2 separate regions of the Homo sapiens genome follow, and region 1 is linked to region 2. A link is an interaction called in ENCODE POLR2A ChIA-PET data of the cell type or tissue named here. Cell type or tissue: OCI-LY7. All regions are shown on one strand. Links, peaks and the distances in the headings refer to the core of each region. The heading gives the core; the rest is flanking DNA.

What was found. ChIA-PET counts read pairs that join two places held together with the same protein. Peaks named below come from ENCODE experiments on the same cell type or tissue, not always from the same donor. Only the 100,000 strongest peaks of a DNase experiment are listed, where the experiment ranks them.
Region 1: POLR2A ChIA-PET joins it to region 2 with 5 read pairs; 4 of 35 experiments call an interaction of 5 or more read pairs at or near these places.

What each region holds. Positions count from the first base shown.
Region 1 is chr5:124,706,307-124,709,220 of GRCh38, reverse strand. The region is part of intron 2 of ZNF608 (zinc finger protein 608); the gene reads left to right. Among named protein-coding and RNA genes, the nearest start is that of ZNF608, 39 kb to the left of the region's middle. RefSeq lists an enhancer at 1-127. In OCI-LY7, for the core only: no CTCF peak of the experiment used is centred there; DNase peaks (open chromatin) are centred at 1,510 and 2,370; H3K4me3 peaks cover 2,500 bases; H3K27ac peaks cover 2,500 bases.
Region 2 is chr5:124,644,541-124,647,454 of GRCh38, reverse strand. ZNF608 (zinc finger protein 608) reads left to right here. Exons shown (of 10, transcript NM_020747.3): 5 at 1-776; 6 at 2,794-2,914. Among named protein-coding and RNA genes, the nearest start is that of ZNF608, 100 kb to the left of the region's middle. In OCI-LY7, for the core only: no CTCF peak of the experiment used is centred there; a DNase peak (open chromatin) is centred at 1,764.

The DNA of each region.
Region 1 (2,914 bases), core at 107-2,606, 62 kb before region 2:
GCAGTACCATGCAGAACCCAGATTTTTTTTTTTTTTTTTTTTTTTTTTTTGAGACAGAGTCTCTCTCTGTTGCCCAGGCTGGAGGGCAATGGTGCAGTCTCGGCCCACTGCAATCTCCGCCTCCTGGGTTCAAGCAATTCTCCTGCCTCAGCCTCCCGAGTAGCTGGGATTACAGGAGCCGCTACCACGCCCAGCTAATTTTTGTATTTTTAGTAGAGACTGGGTTTTTCCATGTTGGTCAGGCTGGTCTTGAACTCCTGACCACAGGTGATCTACCCGCCTTGGCCTCCCAAAGTGCTGGGATTACAGGCGTGAGCCACTGCACCGGGCCTTGGATTTTTGGCATTCTGGAATTTTGGCATGGTGGGGGTTCTGGCTGGAGGTGGAAGCATCCGTCTTGGCCCCACTGGCCTTGGGGCCAGAGCCCTGGTCCATCCCCAGGCCAAGTCCTACCAGATCAGCTGCTAAGCCTGAACAGCACTTGAGGGCAGGGTTGGTCTTCATACCTGATAATGAGAAAGTGGAAATGGCAATATAATTCCCAGTCTGTGCATAACGGTAGTTTTAGAATTGGATGATTTAAAACAACAACAATAAAACAAAAGCTGAGCTTTGGTTTCAGTAAGGTTTTAAAGTGAGGTTTCTGAAGGGATTGTATTATTTGCTTGCAAGCCTGAGATTCACTATTCTGAACTATGGGTAATAAAGGGTGATTCAGGTATATTGCTTCCAACATACAGAAAAGGGCCAGAAATTACCCATGGAGAAAGATTTCTTTCCATCTCATCTTCTATTTTACATTTAGAAGGGTTTGCGTTTGATGTTAGACCAATGTGGGGTCAAATTCTGGCTCAGCCACCGACCCTGAGTGACCTTTTAAGTTACTTAACTTTTCCCACGTTTCCTTTTCCTCATCTGTAAAATACTTCCCTTAACAATTTTGTAAAGATCAAAAGAGAGAATGCACAGTATAATCCCTCCTACACTATATGTGGTAAGACAGTTATAATTCCTCTATGTTGTATGTGTTAAAAAGTAGCTGCTGATGTTACTATTTTTATGAGAAAGCCCATGGACTTTAAGATCAGAGAGCTTTGGTCTTGAATTTCAGCTCCTTAGATAAAGTGGCCCATCCTCTGAGATCTTCAGTTTCTGCTTCTATAAAACAGGAATGTTGTGAGAATTAAAGGAGGCGGAAAAAGTCTGGTACCTTAGACCCTTTGTGAGAATTTGCCCATGTTGTTTTCTCAGCAAGCTGCAAAGCGTAAATTGCTTTGATCATGGTTCTGAAAGGAAGAGTTGTCTCCATCACATTTACGAAAAGGCAGAATTAGAAGTGACCAAAATTCAGTTGTTACAGGTTTGTCCTTTAGGGATGGAAATTCAGCCTCAATGATTAGTTCTGGAGAAAAGATCAGTGCCTAATTTAAGGAAATGGTTTTTAAAGCTTCCCCTGCTTTGCTAAAGAAGCAGTGACGTCAGGCAGAAAAAGGGTGGTTAAAATGCAAAGTAAGAGACTGCAGCAGTGGTCGCCTCTAAAGAGCTGTGATTTCCCCTACGTAGTAGTGGAGTCTCTTTCTAATGCTTTTTAAATGAAGAGGTGACTATGGGCAATCTCATAAAACAGCCCAATACCAGGATATGGAGAAAACGTGAACATTAAGTAATCGTGCCCCAGCATTCTCATAGACTATAACAATATTGGCTCTGAGCAAAGTAAAACACCATTCCCCCTCTGGTTGTTGGTGATCCCGGGATTGAGGGGTTAATAGCAGGATCGGTGTGGATATTTTTGGCAATAGACGTGAGAAAGCTGTGGCAAGCTTCCCTGTCAGGGTTTAGACCTGATCCCAGGTAAAGGAGGGAATCTCTCTGCCTTCTGGAGGCTTGCTTCTCGGCAGTCCTGGGTTTCGCCTTCTCCTTCTACCTGGCAGCAGAGCCACCTGAATGTCTCTTTGTTGGGTCTGGGTGGAGCAGGAGTGCTCGAGGGAGCACTCTCCAGCCCTACCCTGGCCACCTATCCTCACTGGCTGTCGGTTTCCTGGTACTGAAAGCATCACTGACCAACACAGTGAAATGCCCCAGTGATGAAAAGCTGTCCCCACCAACACTCCAGCTTTGGATCCTTCCTTGCCCATCAGCACTCAGGAAGCCCTTGAAAGAAGGTGAACGGAGAAAATATTGCCAGGGTTTCCCTGCAGATTGCCCGCCCCCAACCCAGCCCTCTGATTACACACACTAAGTGCCGCTCTCTGTGTAAATAACCTTTTCTTCCCTGCCTCCCTTCAGCCTCCCTGCTCCCCCTCCCATGCTCTTAGGCTCTCTCGCGTGATAAATAGCCAGGCTACTGCTCAGCATGCACTAACACCTGGGAATAATCATGCAAAAATAACAGTGAGAGACTGCCGCGCGTCTGTTCTTGACATTAACTTTCCTCGGTTTGACAGGCTGCCACCACCAGCTGTTAGACTTATGGGTCTTTTTTTTCCAGTGGAGATGGCTGCTTTCCTGCTTTCCTCTTTTTTTGGGTTCTAATAGGTTACATCAGTGTCCTATCAAGATGACAGAAAAGAGCTTTGACAAAGAAACCATTGCTAAAACAGGCCAGTTCTCTATTCTGATATTTTATTCCAGTTGTTAGTATTATTAGACTAATAATCCCCCACTGATTTTTAAATGAGGAATATCTGATTAGAACTATATTAGTGTTTCTCCCCTCAGAAAGGGATTTGTTGTTGCCTCTTGTGAATTGCCTTTGAATGTAGCAAATACTAGCATTTGGTCCCATAGGGCCAAACCACCTATCGATTTCAGGTCTCAGATATATTTGTAATAATGATACTAATATTGACAATAGCAATAGCCCCTGTTTATTGAGTGCTACCTTCTACCAGGCCCTGAGCTAAAGTTATTT
Region 2 (2,914 bases), core at 296-2,795:
AAGGGCATTCTTCAACTACAGCACAATCATCTCAACTGAAAGAGTCCCATTCTCCCTATTACCACAGCTATGATCCTTATTATTCTCCAAGTTACATGCACCCTGGGCAGGTCGGTGCCCCTGCAGCTGGAAATAGTGGGAGCACGCAGGGAATGAAGATCAAGAAGGAGTCTGAGGAAGATGCTGAAAAGAAAGACAAGGCAGAGCAGTTAGATTCTAAGAAAGTGGACCACAATTCTGCATCCTTACAGCCTCAGCACCAGTCGGTGATCACACAAAGACATCCTGCCCTGGCTCAGTCACTTTATTATGGCCAGTATGCATATGGGCTCTATATGGACCAGAAGTCTCTGATGGCCACCAGCCCTGCCTATAGACAGCAGTATGAGAAGTACTATGAGGACCAGAGGCTGGCAGAGCAGAAAATGGCCCAGACTGGGAGAGGAGACTGTGAAAGGAAAAGTGAGCTCCCCTTGAAAGAGCTGGGCAAGGAGGAAACTAAACAGAAAAATATGCCATCGGCCACAATCTCAAAAGCTCCCTCTACTCCGGAGCCTAACAAAAACCATTCTAAACTAGGGCCATCAGTGCCTAATAAAACTGAGGAGACAGGTAAATCGCAGCTTCTCTCCAATCACCAGCAGCAGCTTCAGGCCGACAGCTTCAAAGCTAAGCAGATGGAAAACCACCAGCTTATTAAGGAGGCTGTAGAAATGAAGTCTGTCATGGACTCTATGAAGCAGACAGGTGTAGACCCAACCTCGAGATTTAAACAAGTAAGATTGTGGAGCGTGGCCCCAACAGGGAGAGAGCAGTCTGAGACTTGTATTATACATGTCTGGGCTTGATCTGGTTAGACTTCTGACACAGGAAAGAAACCCATATTAGTTTTTTCCTCTGCTCTTGAAAAATATCTTAAGATTCTCAGGAGTTACTATGTAGCTCTAAAATGTACATTATCAGTATTTTCTTGTCATGGTGTATAGTAAAAGGAACTGTGGATGGGTGCTTTGCAGATTTGTGTTTCATGCCACTAACTTGCTCTGTGACTCTGATGAGGTCCATTAATTTCTTTTTTTAAATTTTTTAAATTTTTTGAGACGGAATCTCTCTCTGTCACCCAGGCTGGAGTGCAGTGGTGCAATCTTGGCTCTCTGCAACCTCCGCCTCCGTTCAAGCGATTCTCCTGCGTCAGCCTCCTGAGTAGCTGGGACTACAGGCACGTGCCACCATGCCCGGCTAATTTTTTGTATTTTTAGTAGAGATGGGGTTTCACCGTGTTAGCGAGATGGTCTCGATCTCCTGACCTCATGATCCGCCCACCCTGGCCTCCCAAAGTGCTGGGATTACAGGCGTGAGCCACCGCGCCTGGCCAGGATCCCTTAATTTCTTAGTCCAAGGCGAGGGCTTTCCACAATGGGGCTGCTGAATTCTCTTCTAACTCTGAGATTCTGAGTCTTATCTCTGAAATATTTATTTTCCATTTTCAAATTTCTACTAGCATCTTCTTTGAAGATAATAAAAACTGGGTCCCTGAATTCACATTTCCCATTAATCTTTTTAATAGAATTTGGGGCCCAAATTTCTTTCACATGGGGTCAGAGATGCCTAGATTTCAGTCTTACTCCCTATATTAAGTACCCCAAAACTCAGAGCTCAGTGCTGAATGTTTGTGAGGAGGGTGAGGAGGTTTGGGTGGCAGGCCTCAACAGCTGTCCCAGAGCCCCATGGGTCAGTCAGCTTGAGAACACCTGAAAATTGGTCACCACGAAACCACAAATGTACTAGCACCTTCTGTCATGGTTCAGACATCCTGACCCACTGCAACCCCGTGAGCATTAATCCTGGTTATTTCCCAGCACTGCACATCCCCACTCCCACCCTCACCCCCATGCTTAGATAATCCCTGGTGCATTAGAGCAAGAACCACCAGCCCCCACCACCGCCACCCACACACACACATTTACTTAGGCACAACTTTGCATGTTCTCTGAGAACCTGAATCCCCAGTGGGTTTATATCATGAATGGGATGGGGATCACAAAGGCCATTTAGGATTCTCAGTTTCCCCACTTACAGAGGCATAAATCAGGCTGTCAATTCACAGGGCTGCAGAAGATTTATATAATTTTGGGGGTTTATAGATAGATGGCTTTGTTTTCCAATAGAGAAGCCATAACGTGTGCTATTAATTTGAAATTTTGTTTTGATTAAGATGTTAACACGTAATGAGAAGTGAGCCAATATATTAAGCCTCAGCTGCAGTAGATGAGGAAAATGTATTAGGAAACCAAGAGTTTTTCCTCCTAAGTGATGTTAATAGCTATAGCAATTACTTAAATTTACTATTATTAGCTTGAGTTGGAGTTTTTAACATTCTTTTCACCTGTGTGAGATATTAAAAGGCAAACGAAGACAGAATTAAATATGTCTGAGGATGTTATTTAGTGTTGAGAAATGACATTAAGGGCCCAGCTCTGAATTTCAGCAGACCTGAGTTTGAAGCCCAGCTCCACGACTGGGCAGCAGCATGACCTTGATGTTGCCTGAACTTTAAACACTTTGGTTTTATCTTCTGTACAGGGGATCAGTAATAATGCCTACCTGGGACATTATTACTTTGTAAGAGAAGGAGGTAAAGCAATTAGCACAGTGTCTAGCACAGAAATAAATGTCAACTTAGCATTAAAATTAAGAGTGCTAGTGCTGTCATGATTATTAACAAGTTTTCTTTAAAATTGAAATTTTAAAACAAATCTGTTGGGTTTTTTTTCTTTAAAACAAAAAAATCAGGACCCAGATTCAAGAACATGGCATCATTATGTATACCAGCCCAAATATCTGGATCAGCAAAAGTCAGAAGAACTTGATAGAGAGAAGAAATTAAAAGAGGATAGTCCGAGGAAAACTCCTA